Regions from separate parts of the Homo sapiens genome. Here region 2 is linked to region 1. A link is a loop called in an ENCODE intact Hi-C map of the cell type or tissue named here. Cell type or tissue: HCT116. All regions are shown on one strand. Links, peaks and the distances in the headings refer to the core of each region. The heading gives the core; the rest is flanking DNA.

Evidence for each region. A loop is a pair of places that touch in the nucleus more often than their neighbours do. Peaks named below come from ENCODE experiments on the same cell type or tissue, not always from the same donor. Only the 100,000 strongest peaks of a DNase experiment are listed, where the experiment ranks them.
Region 2: a loop joins it to region 1, with 4 times the contacts of the local background. A loop is called at or near these places in 11 of 110 quality-filtered maps.

What each region holds. Positions count from the first base shown.
Region 1 is chr6:56,753,120-56,761,499 of GRCh38, reverse strand. All of the region lies in intron 4 of DST (dystonin), which reads left to right. Among named protein-coding and RNA genes, the nearest start is that of DST-AS1, 87 kb to the left of the region's middle. RefSeq lists an enhancer at 1,466-2,022 and a silencer at 3,704-3,753. In HCT116, for the core only: a CTCF peak has its summit at 3,645 (motif pointing right); a DNase peak (open chromatin) is centred at 3,681; H3K4me3 peaks cover 830 bases; H3K27ac peaks cover 6,356 bases.
Region 2 is chr6:56,649,558-56,657,937 of GRCh38, reverse strand. DST (dystonin) reads left to right here. Exons shown (of 104, transcript NM_001374736.1): 11 at 6,694-6,806; 12 at 6,906-7,012. Among named protein-coding and RNA genes, the nearest start is that of DST-AS1, 190 kb to the left of the region's middle. In HCT116, for the core only: no CTCF peak of the experiment used is centred there; DNase peaks (open chromatin) are centred at 4,807 and 5,495; H3K27ac peaks cover 6,477 bases.

The DNA of each region.
Region 1 (8,380 bases), core at 143-8,142:
AATTCCTATTATCAATGATAAAAACCACAATTACTTTTGCACCAACATAACATGGTGTGCATTTATCTGACCAGTAGCAGCTTTCAGTACTGGACTGCTTGGGTTTGATCCTGGCTCAGTCACTTGTTAGCTGGGTTAGTTATTTCTAGCCGTATAACAATTTGCCCCCCACTTGGCAGCTAAATCAGTAAGCGTTTAATAACTCTGTGGGCCACGAATTTGGGAGTGGCTTAAGTGAGAGTAAGGTTAAAGTTCAGATGTTGCCCAGGGCTGCTGTCCTCTGAAGGCTTGACTGGGGCTGGAAGATCTGCTTCCAAGATGGCTCACTCACTGGCAGAGGGCAGGAGGGCCTCCCTTGCCACGTGGGCCTCTCCACAGTGCTGTTTAAGTGTCTTCAAGACATGGCAACTGGCTTCCCCCAGGGTAAGTGATGTAGAAATCAAGAAAGAAACCACATTGCTTTTTATGACCTAGTCTCAGAACTCTAACACAGTTACTTTAGTTATATTCCATTAATTAGTGTCCCTACATGCACAGTGATTGGAATTAGCTCTTGAAGGGAGAAGTTTCCATGTATGGACATGTTTTAAAACCACCACATGAGTTGTCTGTGCAGTTTCACTACACTTTTTTTTGTTTAATCTCAGTCTCATCCATAAAAGGGAGATTTAATTATACTATCCACTTTATGTTGTTATTGAAGGATCTGATGACTTTAATACATGAAAAGTACTCAAAACAATTCCTGGCATATAATAAGTGCTCAGCAAATGCTACCTTTTATTACTTAAAGATATGTTTAGTAGTATTCAAGGTAGTAATTCCTATATTGACAGAATAAGGGAAAATCAAGGATGCATTTTCAGCCACCTTATGGGCAAGAGCTGGGGGCAAATATAATACTTGCTTGTATTTATAATTACCCTGGCACCAAATGCCTTTATCTATGGCCTGATCAGCTTGCTTTTTACTTAACCAAATTCTGGCCAAAAGATCTGAGCTCATAAATATCTGAAAGCTGATACACATTAGAGTTTAAAAAGGAAGAAGATTAAGCATCATTACACAGTGGGTCTTACTGGGGTTTAGTGGCTGATACACATGGAGAGACATACAAAAAATAAAGTAGTATTAAGAGATGCTGGAAACTAATTTTAAATAAGTTTTAAATAAGATACATTAAAAGGTGTATTTTAATAATTCATTCTCAAAGTTGTTTAATGTCCTTACCCATATTACCCCAAAACATGGCTTAATCATGTGGCATTTCTTAGCAGTTCATTCTATGGATTTGCTATTAAATTATTTGCCTCTAGGTACATATTTCAAAGTTAGATATGTGTCTTTGAATATATTTAGAAATGTTCAGACTTGTGCAATTTTCTTTTAAATTTGTGTTCTCTCAAAGTTATTTTCTTTTTTGCTTTTGGGGGACATGGAAGAACCAAAATATCCTTTATATGCTTTTATTTTTTGAGTGGGTATAAGGAGATAGAAATCCTATTATTTGTTAATTTAAAAAATAAAAGGATTTTGACATATGCAGTGCATACTCTATGGTTGGACCACAAAATGATTCTGTGAAACTATTAGATTCTTCAAGGACTCACTTTGCTTAGAGGACAAGAATGGCAGGTGGAAGGAGTGCTCTTTGCCTTGCCTAGAGTGTAGTGTCTTTGATGGGGAGTAGCTGTTTAATGAGAGGCTTTAGGACACATCCAGTCAGATTCACACGCGCCTCTGGAACTCTTTGTTTTCAGGCTGCAGTTCCTTGGCTGTGTCAGCATCTTTATTGTCTGAGCTCAGAAACCCCTTAGTGCACCAAACCAGGAAGGGAAACTGGCAGCATGCAAATGACTGACAAAGGGATTGTAATATATTAGAGGTCTCTGATAGTCATTAAAAATTTTGAATGGAAAAAAATATGCCAGCAGTTAATAATATCAAATAAATTAAAACTACAAAGTCATTCCTGTAGCTGTAAAATTAGTTTCTTGAGATAGACGTTTTTGCTACTTGTGGTTTTTGATTTATTTATTTATTTATTGGGATGGAGTCTCTCACTCTGTCACCCAGGCTGGAGTGCAGTGGTGCAATCATGGCTCACTGCAACCTCTGCCTCCCCGATTAAAGCAATTCTCCTTCCTCAGCCTCCTGAGTAGCTGGGACTACAGGCATGTGCCACCATGCCTGGCTAATTTTTTTTGTCTTTTTAATAGAGACAGGGTTTCACCATGTTGGCCAGGCTCTCCAACTCCTGACCTCAAGTGATCCGCCCACTTCGGCCTCCCAGAGTGCTGGGATTACAGGCGTGAGCCACTGCGCCTGGGCTGATTTATTTTTAAATATTGGGGTACATAAGTATTCTTTATAAATTTGCTGCAGTGACCCACAATAATAGTGGCTTTAAATGATCATTTGTATTTCCACTTATGTAGCAGTCGAGAGGTGGGGAGTGCAGGATGATAATGCAGCTCAGCTTCATGAGGTCAGCCAGGGCTGGTATGATGCTCAGGGTCAGGCGCTGTATGGGTTTTAAAACATGTGTGCAACTTCTTTGCTGCTTTTCCCATTGTGCACTCTGGTTGAATCTGGTTGGGCACCTGGCTCTCTTGTAACCAGTAGAATACCACATGACTTTCATGGTTATGTCAGGAAAGGTGATGCAGCCTCTGCCTTGCTGCTGGGTCCGTTGCTTTTAGAACCTTGAATTACCACAAAGTAGTTTGACTACCTTGAAGCTGCCATTCAGTGAGAAAGTCAGGCCACATGTAGATGACACCTGTGGCTGTTCTCGCTGACTGCTTCAAATGAGGTTCCAGCCAATAGTTAACATCAGCCACCAGCCATGTGAGTGAGGATGCCTCCAGATGATTCCAGTCCCCAGTGGTCAAGCCACCCAGCTGTTGAGTGTTACTAGCTGAGGCCCAGACATCATGGAACAGCAGCAACCTGCCCCCCTTGTACCTGGTTTGAATTTCTGACCTACAGAATTCTTGAACATAAAAAAATGGTTGGTTTTCATAGTTGAATTCCAGTGTAGTTTGTCACATAGTAACTGGAACAGGGACCCAGGTTCCTTTTGTCACATTGCTTTGCCATCTAGGTTGTTACTCTTACATGTTTTTTTAGATGTTTCACCACCACATCTGCATTCCAGCCATCTGGATTGAAGAAGTACAAAAAAAGGCACTGTATTCCCCTTCAAGGGCCCTCCTCAGAAGTAGCACAGTCACTTCTGTTCTCATCTCAATGGCCACAGCTGAACTGGAACATAGCCACATCTAGCTCAAGGAAGGCTGGGAAATGTGTATTTATTCCTTGTGTATTTGCACCTAGCTAATAATTAGAGAATTTGTTTCTTTGAGAAAGAAGGATACAAGGATATGGGGAAAAGTTTCTGCTACAGTTGTACGCGCTTGATTATACCAAGTTCTTTACTTTGTGCTGTATTAATGGTAGTTGTTTCTTTCCTGGGAAATTTTCCATTTCAAAGAGCTCTTAGTAGTAGGTTTGTTGGAAAGCATTGTATTTGTGGGTAGGATTAGGTTGGCTAATATTGGTTCTATTTTGCACATGAAAATGAAACAATAGTAACTTTAAGAGAAGGAAGTTTACTTTTCTCTTACTTGAGAGAAGTCCAGCAGGAGGCAGTCCAGGACTGGCATGGTTATAGCCACCATCCACAGAGGCTCCTTACTTCTTGTTCCTGCAGACTTAGGCTGCTGCTTTGTGGTCCTAGATGGCTGCTTGAGCCATATTCATCGGGTCTGTGTCCCCAGCCAGTAGAAAGGAGGAGGGAAGGAAGAAGGGGCAAGGGGCTCATGCCAGATGTCTTACAAAGAAAATTTCTAGAAGCTGCCATATAACACATTAGCTTTTATTTCATTTACTGGAACTTTGTTATTGAAAGTAAGGCTGGGGAGGTGTAGTTTTATTCCAGGCTACCATGTGTCCCCATCAGAATCAGGGTTTCTTTTACTAGGAAATGTAGCACAGCTCACAGCTGTGAGTCCACAGCTCACATCATATTCCTTATACTGTCAATTTGAAAAGAGCTATGTGGTTTGCCAGAACTTGGGCCACACTGTATATTGCACCATAAACAGAATGGTTAGAAACTGTGCATTTCAGAATGTTGTGATTTACGTTTGTGTTCACATAAAACTTCAGCCATTCTTTCCCCATTATTATAAACACTTGGGTTTGTAGGGACATCTGATGTTTACTGGCAGATGACATGCCATGTACAGACTGTCAGTGTTTTAGCCTCAACTCTCAAAGCCTTTCCTGAAAAAAATAAATCCCATTTCTAGTGTATACATAATAGGGCCATCTGTCACTGTTTCTCAGTTGTTTAAAGTTGCATTGTTTGAAGTCCTGCTTTTCTAAAAGTGTATTTTTTTTTCTTCCTGGAACCATCTCTGTTCCTTTGCTTTAAAATGAAAATAGTCTGAATGAGTATTTTAGCCCTTTCTGGAATGAGACTGAGCTTGCTGCAAGGCATTGATTCATCCAGTATCACATACAGTTGCTGAGAGCTTTTGTCTTATTAATACTTCTCTTGAAAAAAGACCATGACTCTTTGTTGTTCTCTGTATAAAACCAACTTTTCTGCCCTGTGTACTAGGCTTGAAAGATTTAATTCATGATTGAACTTGGAAATGCAGAGAAAATATTGTCTTTTATGGCTGATCTAGTCATCTTTATGAGTTTCACCTTCTGATTAGTGAGAAAATGTACTAAAATTGAATCTGTTTTAAAGCATAGTCTGATGTGGCAAATCGAACAGTCTCCTCTGATCTTTGTTCTGTCTTAGATAAAAATGCTTGGTTGTTGAAGGCAGCTTCCTCTCCCTCTCTTTTTCTCTGCGTGTCTTGAGGGAGAGATGTGGCTTTTGCAACCTTGCATTTCTGGGGAAAACACTGTGCTCATTCCTGCCAGCGTCTTTATCCTGGCTTTTAGGACCCCTGCTTCCTGGGTGATTTGTACCCCTTTTCTGTCTTGGATGCCTGGCACCTTGTGGGCCACTGATTCTTAAGTCAGCTACCAGTGAACTCTGGCCCATTCTTGTGACTCAGGCCGTGTCCCACATTGATGTGACTTCCCCTTGGCTTTCCACTAGTGCTCCACACCCATCTGCAGTCTTTCTGGGATGCTTGATTGTTCCTGGCCCATGTGATCTTCTCTGTATCCCTTGCTAGAGAGCCCCCTCTCCCTGCTAGGATGACCCCTCTGGGAGGTGTCCCAGCCAGACACACAGACACTTCTGTGTCTGGTCTGTACCAAGCAGAACCAAGGGTAGCCTCCTTTACACGGTACCAGATAGGGAGTGGGTCAAGAGCCCCCTGTGCCTTCCACATCACTCCTTATTCACTGAATGCACCTCCTCCTCTCAGGGCCAAAGCCTGAACAGGAAAAATTAGTCTTGACTCCCCTCTTGACTCCGTCGTCTTTCTCCTACATATACTATATCATATCCTCCTTTTAGCTAGCCCTATGGCTCTGCTGTCATCGCTGGAAGTGGCGTGTCTTTTCTACCCTGGAGAAGAGCTAGATCAGGCCCCTGATTAAAAGGAGGCAGGGAAGGGAGACAGAAATAAAAGCAATTTGGAAACATCTTTCCAGGCAATAGTATGGCTAGCAAGGCTATGTGTCTTGCTGAATAATCCTATTTTATAAACCAGAAATGGTTATTCCTGTCTTTTTATAGAATTTCTATAATCTCTTTTTTAGGCTGATAAACACTTCATGCCAAAAGGCAAAAGAGAAAATGGGAATAAATTTCAAAATATTATTTTATAATACTTGCCTTAAAGTCTACCAAAATTTTTGTCTTCTTAAACTTTACATCATCAAAGTCAGTCTCTGAGCTAGTAGTGTTTAGCAAGAATAGGGGATTTGGTAATCTGAAGACCTGTGATCAAGCCTTGATTACGAGATCAGTGATAAGGATAAGCTGCTCTCATTGAGTAGTACCTCAGTTTCTTCATCTTTAAATGTAAGTATCTGCCTTACTTACAGAGTATATGTGAATGTAAAGTGGGGTAATTACATGAAAGTATTCTGCCAATGCAGTGTGATTTTATTAATACTAGTTTCCTTGTCTCACATTATGCTCATTTCCATTTGTGTATTTCTGCTACTGCTACCTACAATTGTCTTCTTAAATTTTACATAATCAAAGTCAGTCTCTGAGCTTCTAGCTACCCACAACTGTGCAACTCCTGTACAACTCCTCCTGCGTGCCCACAGGTCTGTTACAAGTACTCAGGGTTACACTGGTAACTCTTCTCTCAGTCCCTATTCTGCATGTAGTCAACCGGTTTCCTATTTAGTGTCTAATGTCTTGTTTTTTTTTTTTTTATTTTCTTCATTAGATTTGAAATGACTTGATGGCAAGGAATATATACTTTATATATGTTTTATACATTTCATACATTTTCTGGTATTTTTTATAGTCCTGGAATGTACTTCGGAGCTGAAAAAAATAGACATTACTTGGTATTACTATAAGCTAGTGAAATAGAAGGGATAATCCAATTATATTTTCTTTATAATCCTGTTGTTTATCTCATTCCTTTCTGATTCTGAAGAGTACCTAACTTCTGAATAACTTATACTAACTGAAATTATTCAGGACTTATGAACTAAAGAACATATGTTTAATTTAAATACTTTATCCATATCTAGTTTTGACTGTTAGAAAATATTTTTAGGTTTTACAAATTTATCTTGGAACCATGAAGTCATTTATTTTACCACACTAAAATATTCATGGGTCAAAGATTTAATTTTTTAATTTTTTTTAAGAGTTGATTTGTTTGAATCCAGCTCTAATATATGTAACATTTTTATTTTAGTGGCTGTGTTTACATAGCTCTTGGATCTTTTCAGGGGCTATATCTTCAGTTTCTGTAATTCAGCAGATTTTGTCTATATTTTGCTAATAAATATTTATGAGGTTGCCATGTGGGAGAAACTAGTGATAATGAGAATGGTCTGTATTTAGAAGCAATTGAGCACATTTACTCTCAAGGACCTGTGATAGATGACATGCTAAAGTAGATTAAATGAAGTCTGGATCTCTCAATTAAGAACATAGAACTTAGAAAGAATCAGTCACACAGACCCCATCGCAGAAATAAAATTTCATAGAAAAATTGTATAAATTCAGACAGAAATCTGCCTTTATTATGAATGTTACTTATTTTGTTTACACTTTTTAAAAGGTTAGCATCTACAAATAAGTTACGTATTTCTTTTGTTGAATTAATTGATTTCCTTTTAGAAGTTGTACTTTATAAATAAGTTACTTTACTCTTACCAGAGATCACTTGGAATGGCATCTATCACTATATATTCTTCAGTTTCTTTCTTATTCCTATTGCTAAAAGAAACCGAAAGTCATTTCTTTTGTAATTGAAAATTTCATTATCAGTGGTATGAAGTGAATTTCCAAAATGGCTCATGTAAACAAAAAGCTCCATTTTAAGAAGCATTACTGTGTTCTTTGTTCTAGGCTGCATTTTGGAACCATGGACATTTCACTGGCTATGCTGTTATGCTGTTACTCTAACTGGACAATCAGTTGTGTTTTAAGGGTAGACATAACTATGAACAAGTGTCTAGTTAATGAATATGCCTCCATGATACATGTCCTGTTGCCACTTCCAAACCTCATTTTGTTAACTTGTGCTTACTCATTTCATTTTTTTCCTAAACATTTTCTCCAGAGAACTTTGGTTAACTTAATTTAAAACAATAGGTTTCTTGGAGTCCCATTTGATAATTCTGTGGTTACTAAAGTAGATAGAGATTAGCAGAAGCCAGAAGGATGCCTCTGATGTTGCCATTACTAGATTGCAGGAAATATTTGAGATCAATGCATTTAAGTCTATCAAATAGCACTAAGAAGAACTACAGTTTTATGTTAAGCATTCTCTTAGGTGCATAACATTCATTATTTCTTTTTAGCTTCTATGCAAGTGTTTGAAATGGGTGCTATTTATCCCTATTTTACAGATGATGCAAATAAATCTTAGGGAGTCTTTAATAAGACTGTTGCTTTAGCCAATAGAGTTAGTAGCAGAGTGGGGATTTGAGGTCTGGTATTTCTGCCTTTGAAGTTGGTGCTCTCTAAACTGAGAGGAAAATGCTTATATGCAGCCATTTGAATGTTCTGTTCACTGTTTTCTGTTGCCTTCCTGATAGACTCCCAGCTTTTTAGCATGGCATATCTTTGTAGGTGTTTTATTCTAGTGTAGCCATTCATGACTCTTCTGTATGCATTGCATACCATATCCACTCTCACAGTTATGCCTTCTTCTACCTTATACTCGCCATATCACTGCCTCCTACGTAAAACCACACAAATACA
Region 2 (8,380 bases), core at 240-8,239, 100 kb after region 1:
AAAAATTAGCTGGGCATGGTGGTAGGTGCCTGTAATCCCAACTACTTGGGAGGCTGAGGCAGGAGAATTGCTAGAACCTGGGAGGCTGAGGTTGCAGTGAGCTGAGATTGCACCACTGCACTCCAGGGTGGATGACAGAGTGAGACTCTTGTCTCAAAAAAAATAAATAATAAAAAAATTAGATTGTGATAAGGTGCATAAAATTTACCATCTTAATCAGTTTTAAGTTGATAGTTAAGTGGCATTAAGTACATTTACTTTGTTGTACAACCATCACCGCCATCCATCTCCAGAGCTCTTTTCATCCAGTGTAACTGAAGCTGTGTACCCGTGAAACTCTAATTCCCCATTTCTCTCTCCCCCCACCCGTTGACAACCACCATTCTTCTTTCTGTCTTGTCTTTCCTTTTTAAATTGAGGAAGGAAACTGTGGTCCAGTGTTTTTTCAAGTGATCAGATATCTCAAGTCACAAAGTTTAGGTGGGTTTTTTATTCTGATTAAAAAAAATATATGTGACCAAATGCTATCTTTTCCAGGCTTCATTATTTTACAGTGTACTCCAGAGTTGGGCAAACATAAAATGACATGCCCACCCTCCCTCCTTGCTAACATTTAAATGTGTTCTTTTCTTGTATATTTAATAAAAATAAACACTGAAAAAGAGTTAAAAGGTTCACTGTCTCCTGCTGAGGGCATAAGGCAGTAGCATGTTTCTGCTTGTGGGTGCTTTTGTTTGTGTCGTTATATAATTGCCTGATGACATTGTGGATGTTTTTTCCCCAATACAAAATGCTTATAATCTTGAAAAGAAATTAAATAATTATTAGAAAGAAGGGTTTTTAACATGGTTTAGTTATCAAACTTGCCTGATACGAATCACCTGAGGGAGGGGGGAGAAACTTGTTAAAATGCAGATAACCAGGCCTTTCTTTCTATTCTTAATCTGTATTAGGACCCAAGTGTGGGAAACATTGGTATAGGACACATTGATGAGTTCTGTTTTGGTAATAATCTGGAACTTCAGCATGTTTCTTATGATTTATTTTTTCTGAGTATGTCAATACACACACATACATATACATATACATTATTGTGTTTCTTTATGGGGGTTACCAATATCATTATCATTTTGCCCAGTAGTAGAAGTATAATTTGTTCTGTATTTTCTTTATTATGTATTCTCAGCTTCATATGGGGTGTTACTGTTTAGTTAGTTCTCAGTTTATGATACCAGGATATTGCAGAGAAGAAATCAGGCTCTGTAGTCAGACAGACCTGGGTTGAAACCCTGACTGCCACTTACCAGATTTGTGTTCTTGGTCAAGTTATATAACTTCCTTATGCTTTGGTGTTTTTCCATCTGTAAATTCAGGATAATAACACAACCTACTGCTTAGGGTCAATTGAGATGATTAAGTGAGATAATGCTTTAAGTCCTTTAATGCATTGCCTGCCACATAGTAGGTATCAGTATTTATTAGTCCCTGTTGTTGTTTTGTGATTGTTATTACTTTATAAGGTATCCCAATTGGCAACATTATCAGAAGCTGAAGCTGAGGGCACATGAGAGCATAAGAAGGGAGGAGAACCTAGAAGCAGCAACATGTGCTTTTTGAAACTTTTATACTTCACCGCTGTTTGTTGTCCTCACTTCGTGCCTGCTTTCCAAATTGTTTTTTAGGAGAGACAAAGCCTTTAGGAAACCTCGAAAGGGTGTGTGCTTGTTTAGGATTATGGGGAAGCTATGACATTGTACCCTGGTCCATGTGGATTTCGATAAGGATTCTAAAACTTGGCTGGAAGCCATAGATGGTGGTTTTGTCAGTAGAAATTAGTGAAAAGAAAAGGAACAAGCCTAGGATGGAACATATCTCCAGGAATTTGAAACACTGATATGTCCCAGTCCCCATAGCTCATGTTTTTCTTTATTATTTATTTAATCCTCAAAAGTTAATGTTTTAAGCATTATGCTAGATATTGAGGATATAAACATGGACAAAACACAGGCTCTGCCTTCAGGAAGCCCATGGTTCAATATGAGAGATAGGCAGATATATAGTTATGAAAAATGTGGTAAATACAGAAATGAAGATAACAGACGGCATTTGGGAACAGAGGAAAGTACTTCCTGGAGGAAATGGTGGTGGAACCGAGTCTGCTGAAAGAATTCGAGTTGGCCAGGTAATGTCATGTACGGGGGTGAGGTATGCAGTGGACATTTCTTGAGCAAATAAAAGAGTCAGGAAAAACCTGACATATTTCTGTTTTTGTACTGGGAAATGGGCTTTGCTCTTCTCCTTACCCCCAAGACTTATGAAAGGGAAATTTCTCAAATATAGGAAAGCAGATGCAGGGTAGCCAGAACCTTACTGTTTGTATCCACATAAATAATTATTGAGTGCCAGCTGAAAGCCAGCACAACCAGCAGACTCTGAATTTAAGTCACTTTATTTTTTCATCCTTAAAAAAATCCCGATTTGGACTGTGGCCATTGATATTTCCCATATGTGTCTTTTCAGCTATTGTCACATTTTTGGTTCAGGATTTGGTAATGTTGTGTCTGCACTAAAGCACTCTTCTCTTAGCTGGCATTTTTCTTTCTCTTAGTTAACTTTAATTAGTGTCCTCTCTGCCATGTTTCTAAGTACTTCCTTTCCAAGTACTTTGATGTTGTTTCATGCTCCTTGCAGTTGAGTGTATTGGTGTTTGCCATGATATATTGTGGAAGCCTTCAGTGGTCTGTTGTGCTAATCTTTTTTTTTTTTTTTTTTTTTTTGAGGCAAAGTCTCGCTCTGTCACCCAGGCTGGGATGCAATGGCGCGATCTCGGCTCACTGCAACCTCCGCCTCCTGGGTTCCAGTGATTCTCCTGCCTCACCCTCCCGAGTAGCTGGGGTTACAGGCACCCGACACCATGCCTGGCTAAGTTTTGTATTTTTAGTGGAGACAGGGTTTCACCATATTGGCCAGGCTGGTCTGGAATTCCTGACCTCAGGTGATCCTCCCATCTCGGCCTCCAAAAGTGCTGGGATTACAGGCATGAGCCACTGCGCCCAGCCTGATCTTTAGCCATTTATATCACTGTAGAAGTCATATGTTCCTGCAGAATCCTATCTAATTCTCATGTGAGCTAATGTATTAATAAAGTTTTGGAGTACTGAAATGTTACCTTGGAGGTATCTATGCCAAAAAAATCTCTCATGCAATTTTTATGTTCAGCTAGCTTTGGCTACCTGTTAATGTAGGTGGTGATATCCTTATACTATATCCATATATCTATCTATCTATACATAAATGCCAACATACCTGTATATGTATATATACGTGTGGAGATATATATATATATATATAGCCTAGGGGAGATTGCTCTTTTAAGATGGGTGTTGTATGAAAGATAAACATTACTTTTATCCAAAATTATTTTGTATTATGACAATAGCATTTTTCTATACCTCTCTGCCCTATATTTTTAAACAAATTCAGGGCACCAAGCTTGCATATAAGTGATTTGCAATTTTTAGTCTCACTTCCAATTTCATTTTAAGGCCTTTTCTTGGTTTTATACTTCTAATTTAAAGTTTATGCTATCTTGTATTTTCTTTGTAAGCTACTTTTAATTGCTTATGAAAGAAAAGCTGGGATAAAGCTGGGATATAAACATGTTTAAAGATTATAATGTATGATAATTGGGTCATTTTGAAACATTAACATTATCATAGAATAATAAAAAAAATAAGAGAATGGCCTTTTTTTCCATAAAAAGACTAGCATTTATTACTTTAAGTGGCAAAGGATCACATTATATGATTTTGAAAGGTTTCCATAAAACAGGCAAGTTACAATAGTTAATGTTCAACTATCTAAAATATAACATGAGAACATGGTCACTATAATATAGTCTAATGCTCTTTGGTTAGTCAAACCTAAGATGGAAATGACATTTCCTGTTAACATTCCACAAAAAGATGTTACGAAGAAATGAAACCTTTAGAATGAAAGTAAGTATCTTCTATGTGTGAAAAATAAATGAAGTTTTTAAAGGTTGTGTTATCCCAGTGAGACTATGAAGAAAGAAGGTGGTGGACAGGACACACACAGCACAGGCGTCTTCTGGATGCTTCAGGCAGGTAGAGGAAAGACAGATTTGAAAGACAAAGGGACCACCACTCTGTTAGGATATGAGCTAAGGGAGGAATAGCATTTTAAATTTTATAGGCTATTACTTTTTCATAGTGGTTTTTTGTGTTTTTTTGAGATGGAGTTTCGCTCTTGTTGTCCAGGCTGGAGTGCAGTGGCATGATCTCGGCTCACTGCAACCTCTGCCTCCTGGGTTCAAGTGATCCTCCTGCCTCAGCCTCCCGAGTAGCTGGGATTACAGGCGCCTGCCATCACGCCTGGCTAATTTTTGCATTTTTAGTAGAGACAGGGTTTCGCCATGTTGGTCAGGCTGGTGTCAAACTCCAGACCTCAGGTGATCTGCCCTCTTCAGCCTCCCAAATGCTGGGATTATAGGTATGAGCCACCGCACCCAGCTTTGTAGTGGTTTTTAAAGTTTTCCCTTTTCCCATTTTTTGTTTAACTAATTTTCTTTATCTGCTGTCTTTTAGTGGAGGAAAACCATTTCAGTTTTTGTTCCATTAAAGTGTTAAACATCATGATAAAAGAGATGACTTACTCAGACTCATTGTATTCTACAGCTGCTTTTGTGTTGAAATGACTATGTCATTCTGAAGGAAGTTTTATGTTTTATTCTCTTAGCTGAAAAACTTGATTCTTCAATGACTTTATTCATTCCCTCTAGGATTACTCAGTGTTTACTTTCTTTGCTAATGGCAGGGTTCTCATAATAACATGCCATGTCTTGTTCTGAGATTTGGCAGACTTACAAAGTCTGTTTTTTATTTCCCTAAAAGGTGCAAATTTTACGGAAACAAAACGATTTTTTATTGAAAGAACTTCAGATATTTGTTTTTGTCTAGACTGCTATACATACCTGTTTACTAATCTTGAGGTTGGCAGATTCTTCAGATGTTTCTATGTGAATAAAAAATGTTACTTTTGGAGGTCTGTTATTTACTTCCATAGTTGTCAATGGATTTATTGTTCCTATAATAATTGTAGGGTCACTTTTAAAAGAGTGGTCATATTGGTGGCAGGTTGAAAACATTAAAGGATTTCCTAATAATTTCCTGGAATATGAGCATGTAGGTGATGGTAACCACATTCCCAGGTTATGAACAGTGCAAAGTGATATAAAAGTATAAGATTTTCTTGAAAGGTCTGTTTTCTCACCATAAAAGAGTACAAATTGCCACTTAGCTTTCTAATATTAATGATATATTTTCAAACAGCTTTTCATATAAGCAGCCTGCCAAGTAGTATACAAAATAATCTGCATTTCATTTCTCCCACACTACCTTTGAGCCCTCCCACTCTTTCTGTGGTTTCCCAAATGATTATTTTGAGCAAACAGGAATGCTTGTGGAGCTTGTAGAGAGCCTTTCTTTGTAAGCTATCAACAGGTTCTTACTCAGTGATTTTTTTGGGTGGTGAGTACCACTCTTTGAAGGCTTTCCTGTTTCCACATTGTTCCGGTAGTCTTTCAATGCTTTGTTTTTGAGATCCAAGTTTCCTGACTGGCTTCTAGCCTTGAGTGAAGTCTCCAATGTCCATATTTTGCCACTTTCTCTACAAGAAGCATTTGAAGAATCTTTTCCTCTCTCATGTAGATAGAGCTAGCTTCAAAGTTTCTGCATGGTTTAGGGTGTTACGTAAATCTCACAAATTATAAAGATATGAAGTCTGGGATGTGTGACTGTGTGTGTGTGTAGGGGGGCACATGCACACATGTGTGCTCATGAAAACATAAACTATTGCTTATTATAGACATTCATTTATGATTCAGATTACTAAGGAACCAACCTACTTACCAACTTATCAGTAGATATTTGTTGAGGGTGTACTATATATCATTCTTTATTACAGCAGAAGGATAAAATACAAAATTTTCTTAATACATAGTACTTGCTATCTTGGAGTTGACGGTTTGGGAGAAACAACATATACATGTACACGAACCAGTGAATTAATAGGGCAAGGAGTCTAAGATTATCCTAAGTGCCATATCGTGGGGTGCAGGCTGGAAGTATGAGTTCAGGAAACAGAGACAGAAATAAGGGCTAGGAAGATCAGCCAGGCTCCATAGAGGAGGTGGAGCTTGATCTCTCCTTGGAAGAATGACTAGGATTATAGAAGACAAAGATGATGTGAAAGGGTATGGTGCAATGGGGAGGCCATGGACACAGCACTGAATTAAGCTACAAGCTTTTTGTCTTAGAGGAAAAACATTGACAGGATGCTGGTTGGATTGGAAAGATGCTGTTGGAGTAGCGTAGCTTAAATCAGTTGAATAGGACAAATACTCATATATATTCTGACTATGATATATTTGTAGACTTTGTTGAAATTTATATATGTTCAAATTGTTATATTTTCATTGTTATATTTGCTTTCGATACAGAAGTTTCTGAGATAAGTGAGCAATGTTAAATGTTTGATGAAAGTCTCTGCATTTTAACGCAGGCTTGGTGTTAATATTAGCAGATGTTGTTATGTAAATGGAAACCTATATAATTATATAATGTTGAATTGGCACATGAGAAAACCTAATTAACACAGTGAATTTTTTCCTAGGCCGGACCTGATAGATATGAATACTGTTGCTGTTCAAAGCAACCTTGCAAATTTAGAGCATGCTTTTTACGTAGCAGAAAAAATTGGTGTTATAAGACTTCTGGACCCTGAAGGTGAGTTATTTTCTTGATTATATGTGGACTGGCATGAAAGTCTGATCAAAAGTAATTTATCAACATTGTGAAATAATTAATTTATGTTGCTGTTTTTAGATGTCGATGTCTCCTCACCTGATGAAAAATCAGTAATAACTTACGTGTCATCTCTCTATGATGCATTTCCTAAAGTCCCTGAAGGTGGGGAAGGCATTGGTGCAAATGTGAGTATTGATTTTTCCACACCGGAAGCTGTTGATTCAGTAATGACCAATTGACTGCATTTATTGATAATGATTTTTGCAGTTTTTGAATGTTGAATATATTTTAAAGAATTTGAGTTAATATGCTGTTTGATGAATTGATATTCTATGTATTTCATGACATTATTCTACCATTAAATTTAAAGTATAACTCATTAAAACTTTTGTGTCATAAATAAAAGAGGCTATTTATAGTTACCGATCATCTTATAAATAAAAGGTTTAACTTTCTGAAATTTAGAGTTTTCCATTTTTAGCTGGCTGCCGTTTTACATTGCTGTATTTGCTATTCTTTTGTATGTATAGAATATCTCAGTTTTGAAAACAATTTCAAATTTGTTACTTCATACGATTCTATGAAATAAGTTGGCTTGATAACATTTTTGTGATTTAAAGGAGGACTCCAGAGGAAAATTATTGGATTTGGCCAAATTAGCAGAGCCACTTAGTAAGCAGGGAAAGGTCTCTGACACATAGCTTTGGGCTGTTTATTAGTCTACTATTTCTTAAAGGTTTGTGTAACTCACTTCAGTGATGCTTTTTTTTTTTTTTTTTTTTTTTGGGTGGTTATGCTAACAAGTGCTTATGCATTTCTGAAGAGAACAGGAAGCCCAGTATGTGTCACATATTTGGGGATGATCCCCTTCACTTGGATTTCTGCCTTCCTCTTTGCAGACACCTTTTTTCCCCTACATTACTTTGAAGATTTAGGAGCTCATCTTTGATTAGCTCCCCTGGATTAGGAGCTCCCTTTTCTGATTGCTTCTGTCAGTTCTCTGTGCTGTTTCTAGACCTGTTTCCATATTCTTCCTCAGGTTCTTCTTTTCAAAGGCTTCATGCTCTTTGATCCCTGAGTAGCCTGTTCCCATGCTCACCCCTGATGATTCAATGTTGAGCGTTGCTTCAGAATGTTTCTTTGGCCATCTCTTGCTGCTGCTTCTCCCAACCTTCATGCTGATCCTGCTGCCTATTACTGCAGAACTAGGCCGATAGCTTTCCTACAGCTTTCTGTCTCCATTTTGTTCTTCTTCCCACTGCCTCGGCACACTGTTGCCAAATTAATCTGTCTAAAACCTGATGTCTTTGGCTTGAAAATTTTCAGTGTCTACATATTCCTTGCAAAGTTAAATGCAATCTAGATATTCTGACATTTAAAACTGCAAATATTTATTCTGTTTACCTACATGTTTTAGCTATGATTTCCCAATATGAACTGTTTACTGGTAGCCAGGACATTTCCATGTCAATGTCCTGACTCACTTGGGACTCCCCTTTTATCCACTCTTTCAGCACCCCCACTCACCTCCCCCCATCAATAATTACTTACTG